Regions from separate parts of the Homo sapiens genome. Here region 2 is linked to region 1. The links are chromatin contacts, found by Hi-C or POLR2A ChIA-PET in ENCODE. All regions are on one chromosome and are shown on one strand. Each heading gives the region's core, a stretch centred on a gene start or an enhancer-like site at or near the end of the contact. The rest is flanking DNA. Distances are from core to core; before and after follow the strand shown. Region 1 overlaps CFAP20DC-DT (CFAP20DC divergent transcript). Region 2 overlaps FHIT (fragile histidine triad diadenosine triphosphatase).

What was found. A loop is a pair of places that touch in the nucleus more often than their neighbours do. ChIA-PET counts read pairs that join two places held with the same protein, here RNA polymerase II (POLR2A). Pooled maps may share reads with other maps.
Region 2: a map of dorsolateral prefrontal cortex shows a loop between it and region 1 (1.9-fold over the local background). The contact joins two enhancer-like sites. A Hi-C loop is called at or near these places in 3 of 168 maps with a recorded cell type or tissue (IMR-90, dorsolateral prefrontal cortex and mammary epithelial cell) and 3 of 50 pooled maps. POLR2A ChIA-PET finds 5 or more read pairs at or near these places in 1 of 52 experiments (PC-3).

What each region holds. Positions count from the first base shown.
Region 1 is chr3:59,640,333-59,643,166 of GRCh38, reverse strand. The region is part of intron 6 of CFAP20DC-DT (CFAP20DC divergent transcript); the gene reads right to left. It overlaps LOC339902 (hCG1813818), which reads left to right. Exons shown (of 4, transcript NR_149028.1): 2 at 1,410-1,523. Among named protein-coding and RNA genes, the nearest start is that of CFAP20DC-DT, 550 kb to the right of the region's middle. Within about 2 kb of position 1,471, at least 2 of the 41 ENCODE cell types and tissues checked have a DNase peak (open chromatin) inside an H3K27ac peak, as active enhancers do.
Region 2 is chr3:59,808,365-59,811,198 of GRCh38, reverse strand. All of the region lies in intron 8 of FHIT (fragile histidine triad diadenosine triphosphatase), which reads left to right. CFAP20DC-DT (CFAP20DC divergent transcript) reads right to left here. Exons shown (of 7, transcript XR_002959675.2): 7 at 1-1,467. Among named protein-coding and RNA genes, the nearest start is that of CFAP20DC-DT, 720 kb to the right of the region's middle. RefSeq lists enhancers at 459-1,092, 1,093-1,726, 2,361-2,834. Within about 2 kb of position 1,374, at least 2 of the 41 ENCODE cell types and tissues checked have a DNase peak (open chromatin) inside an H3K27ac peak, as active enhancers do.

The DNA of each region.
Region 1 (2,834 bases), core at 222-2,721:
TTGTATATGCAGTTCGTTGCTGACTGCAACACTATTATGTAGTTTGTGACAGCACTTTCACATTATTGTGCTCCCAATCTCCAGAACTCCTTTCATCTTGCAAAACTAAAACTCTAAACCCATTAGATAACTCCCTGTCTTCACCTCCCTGCAAGCCCTGGAAACCACCTGCTTTTAATGAATTTGTCTATTCTAGATTTATCATATAAAGGGAATCATAAACTATCTTTTCTGTGACTGGTTTATTACACTCAGCATAATGTCCTCAAAGTTCATCCATGTTGTAGCCTGTGTCAGAATTTTTTTTAAGGCAGAATAATATTCCATTGTATGTGTACACCACAATTTATCCAATTATTCCTCAATGGACAACTGCATCACTTCCACAGTTTTAGATATTGTGACTTTATTTTTTATCTTTACTTTCTATTTATTCTATAGGAAATCAATCTACTCACATTTTCAATGTTAGAACCAGGACAGAAGTATGCATAGGGTACATAGGTCTCTGCAAATGATGAGAGATTTCTAGGAAAACAATATAAAGTGGTGGTCAAGAAGCCCTTCTTTGGAATCACACAAACCTGGACTTGAATTTCCATGCCACTATGCATTACTTATGTGGCTGTGGAAAAATTATTTAGCTTCTTAAAATGTTTTTTTGTTTGTTTGTTTGAAAATCTGAAATCCCGGCAAGCTTTATCATGATGTTATAAAGTCCAAAGCCTGGGCCAGCACACAGTCAGCACTCATAAATGGAGTGGGGAGGAGATTGGTTGCTTTTGAATTCTTCATATATTCAGGTACCCTCCTGCCTGTCCCAGAAACTTTTCATAGGCTGCCCGCCTCCCCGCCCCCGGCCTCGGACACTCTTTCCTCTCCTCTGTACTGAATTAACCCCTTTCTGCCTTCATACTTCTGCTCAATTCAGTGTGCCCCCCAAGAAGATGTCCCTGGTCTCCTTGATTGTTTTAACCCTGTCCCCCATTATGTATGCTCATCATAAGATAGACTTGCCTTCCTAACAGCTGAGATTCCACCTGTCCCTGTATTTCTGTTTCCCACTCCCAAATTGTATCTGGCATAAAGCAAATAATGCAAAAATATTTTTACAAGTGGATGCATGAATGAATGAACACTCCAGGAAATTAAAGATGATCTCAATTCTCAAAGTGGGGCTCTGGCATTTGCCTGGGCAGCTGATGCTGCCACCCTCCTCTCCCTCTCCTGCCTTTCTCCGTCTCTTCATCCCAGCACTCCACCTTCTGTACCCCTGGCCCCAGCAACCACTCAGCCCTCAATCTTCCATGTGGAGCCTGCAGAGAAAGTAGGAGGAAGGAAACTACAAGCACTGCTAGAGTTTAAAAAAGTGCTCACCCGAAATTGCACAATTCATCCCATGGGCTCAGCAGGAATGCGGCATTTGGAGAAATTACACCTCTGAGCTGCCAGGATATATTCAAACAGCCAAGAACAGAAGTTGGCCCAACTGGGACGCATCCGTGGAGCAGCAAATATGCACAGTGAGCTCGCTGGCAAAGCATTTTTATTTCTCAGGGGAATGTCCAAGAATCTTTGCCTATCTATGGGTTCCTTCTTCTCTTCGGTTCTAGGGTAATTTTTATCCAAGAGTTTCCAAAGCCAGTACTGGGGAGGGGAGAAAGAAAAAGAGCTATAGATGATAATCAAAGCTTTGACTTCTAATATTCCAAAAGTTGCTGGTTGTTTTTTTTGTGGGGAAGAGGAAGATAAGAACATGAGTTCTGGAATTTCCCTATCAAATCCCAGCTCTGACACTTACTAGTTGCATAACCACGGGCAAGTTTCCTTACCTCTCTGTGCCTCATTTTCCTCATCTATAAAATGGGGATGATAATCTACCCTTCTTCACAGGGTTAGCTTGAAGATCCACAAAGCACATGGAAGTACTTAGACAAGTGTCTTGTATGTAGTAAGTGCTCAATAAATATAAGCTTCCTTTGATAAGGACAGAATTGGCAGGACATTTGGCTGGAGCAGTGGCTCTTGGATATTCAAATTTCAGTCTCACAAAATTAAAAAGTTCCCTCCCTCTCATATTGAGCATTTTGTTTTGCATATGAAAGGTACTAGAACCATCAACTATAACATCTTAATCTAAAAATAAAGGCTAACTGAAAGCCTCAAATGTAGGATGGACATGAACTTAAAAAAAACATGTTTAGCTTTATGATAAACTAAAAATAAACAGTAAAAACATTGCTGTTTGTTGAAGCTATACTGATCATGAGCGAGATAAATTAAGCTGTCTGGCAGCTCCCGCCTCCTCAGTGGCTCCTCCCTGCTATCCCCTGTTCCCACAATCCTCTCTATCCCATCTCAGCACTGGTCACTTTGCAGTGTCATTGCCTCTTCAGTTCTTTACCTCACTCCTCTACTCCCCACATATACATCAACTCCTACCTAGAGGGTAACCTCCTTGAGGGCAGGGCCTGTGGGTTATCATAGCTGTGTTTCCAGCACCTTGCACACAATAATTGTTCAAAGTATTTGAGAAATGAAGAAATAACCCACAGTCCTCATTTCCAGTTGGAAACCACACATCATATGCTGCACACAGATAGCCTCTCACATATCTGCAGGCACTGTTCCCCTCCTCCGGTATTCCTCTTCCTCCATAGTGCCTGTGGCTTGCATCCCTAAATGCATTCTGCTCTCATTTACCCCCTCAGCAAGGAGGTCTCTCCTGGCCATGGTATTTAGAAAGCCTCTTCCTCCCAGCCTTCATCAGTCTCTCTCATACCCTACAATCACCTGCAGTCTGCTGCATGTTTCTTTGCTCACTTGTGTATTTT
Region 2 (2,834 bases), core at 125-2,624, 170 kb before region 1:
CTTAGTACAGATGTGTTATGAGAGGGTGACATAAGTGTGCAAGGGCATCCTTGACGTTGTGTTGTGTCCATGTGACATAGTAACTGGGCACAACTCATTTCACACTGAGAGGTTGAGACTGGTCAGTTATTGGAAACCCAGAGCATTCTGATTTTCTCTTGTGACAACAGTTCCACTTTGGCCTGTTCATAAATCACACTGGCTTGAGAGCAGACCATCACAAGTATGTTTTCTTTCTAGTATTCCACTTTCAACAGACATGTTTTAAATTAACCAGCCAAACACAGTTCAAGAATCAGAACCAGTGAGTGAAAAGTCTACTTGGCTCAAAACCTGACTCAGTCTTATTAATTCAGAAAGCAGAAAGCTTACATGCGCTAATTACCAAAGCTACTAATTAGCTTTAATTATAAGCTTGGAAGGAAGTTGAAGTGTGCTGCATTCGATAGTGCTGTTGACCTTTTCAGTGTACTTTGGAGGGGGAGGGTGGAGAGGCATAAAGGAGGTGTTATAAAATTCATCAGAGAGCAATTAATTTATGTCTTCTGATGAATATGCTATAAATTAACACATCTGTGTATATCAGAACATAAAGGCATTTTAATGGAGCCTTACCAGTGTCAACTCTGAGTGCCCCAGCCAGCCAAGAAAATGTACTCGTTTGGTAAGTTATTTCTTATTCTACCGCTATTGTAAACCATGTGGCAAACTGCATCCAGCCAGGTGCATGCTTCTATTTGTAAGTCATAATTAAGATAGGGGGCCAGCTTTGATTGATTTGGGAGGGTCACTCTGAGGAGCTGCCCTTGCAGACATTTCATGAGGTGCTCAGAAATCTGTTTCATGCCAAAGTCTGGAAATACTGTCCCCATTGGTCTCTCACCAGGGTCTTATTTGTCACTCTCTCTGAGCCTCTACAGCCCAAGGCTCAAACCGTGCCTTTGATGTGGCTGGGATGCTCCATGCTGTTTTTCATGTGGTAAGACAGCTCCTCCAGTACTCCTCCTCACACAAATGACGATGGCTTTCAGGGACCACCAGTACAGCCTTTCACACCTCAGAAGACCCTCCTCAGGCCCCAGGAGCCCTCTCACAATCCCCGTAAGAGGCACCTAAAGCAGACCAGCATCTGCTTGCTGTGACTTGTAAACTCTGAGTCCCCTTATCCTCTAGATTTGAAGCTTCTTTGGTTAGGTTCCAATCTCTCAAAACTGACGTATCCCCTAGTAACCACCAGAGGGATCCCATATAATGTGATAAAAATTATAATCAACATGGAGGAATCACAGCTCAGCCAGCGTGTGCTTGCTTCCAAGGCCCCAGGTCTCTCAGCCTGGAAAAGGAGAGCGGGGAACAAAGGAGGAACAATGTGAGGGAAGGTTCTCCTTGGCAGCTTCGGGGAAGGGATCCTCAAAGGAGAGGCACAGGTCTGAAGACGGAAGTGTCTGAGGCCAATCTTCTCTTCTCCTGGAAACAAGCAAACAAATAAAACAAACCCCAGTCATTACAAAGAAAGCCCTTTGAAAATCAGTGAAATCAGACCCTATTTGTTTCTAAACCCGTGTTCAGAAGTTGAACTCCAAATATAATGAGATTTTTTTGTGAGAACTAAGAGCCTTTTCCATGTTTCAAATAGGGTTGTACAATTGTATAAAAGAAGAGGGAATTGGGAGTGTATTATGTTAGCTTCCTAGGACTGCTGTAACAAATTGGCACAACATGAGTGGCATAAAACAACCAAAATGCATTCCCTCCCAGTTCAAGATGCTGGATGTCCAAAACTAAAGTGTCAGCAGAATCATGCTCTCTCTGAAAGTTCTGGGGAAGAATCCTTCCTTTCCGCAATCTTTGGCCTTCTTTGGCTTACAGCAGATTCACTCTAGTGTCCGCTTTGTCTTCACATGGCCTTCTGCCCTCCGTTGATGTCCTTATAAGGACACCAGTCACGGAATTTAGGGCCCATTCTAATCCAGTATGACCTCATCTTGACTAATAACATCTCCCAAGACCTCTTTCCAAATAAGGTCACATTCTGAGGCTCTAGGTGGACATGCATTTTTGGAGAGCACACTCTTCAACCCAGTATGTGTTCCTTAACTATTTATGTAAACAACATTTCAAGTTTAAGCCCTAGACACAAAGCTGGGCTGATACTGTAGTTCTAACATGATTTCCAGGTCTTGGGATGAAATCCATGATCACCACCGGGAAAATGATACTTCAGTCACCGTGGGTTTCCTCTCTGCTTTTTAAAATATAGTTTTTCAAGCACAATGCCTCTCCTCTAAGCTGTTGTAAGGCTTCTGTCGGAGAGTTTTTGGTGTCTTTTGTGTGTGAGTGTGTGTTGTGTGAAGTATCAGAAGACATTGTTTCTACCCCGCAGTCCCTTTGTAGCTAATTTTATTGCCCTCAGCTGTTAGGTCTTATAGATTATCCCCGAGCCTATTGGGCCAAATCGGTGTAGTTAAAGCTCAAGCCATCCTTGTTTATCCCTGTTCTTAATTCATGTCTGGCTGCCCAAACGGCCAACTGAAACTCCAGATCAGCTCAGCAGAAAGCTGTATGTTCAGGTCAAACATGCTTGAGTGAGAAGATTGTCTGCAGTGTGTCAGGCAAATTGGCAAGCAAGTGTCAACAGACCCGGAGGTGGGAGGAGAATGAAAAGAGGGGAAATTAGCAAAAGGAGTGGACGTGGTTGGACCTGAGTTTTACCGTAGGGTAGAGACTGGTCATCACTGGCAGAGGTGGGGTTGTGGGGAAAAAGGGAGATAGTCCCAGGGGCTTGTCAGAGAGGGCCTCCATCTCCAGGTCAGAAAAGCCCTGAAGAGCCAGCC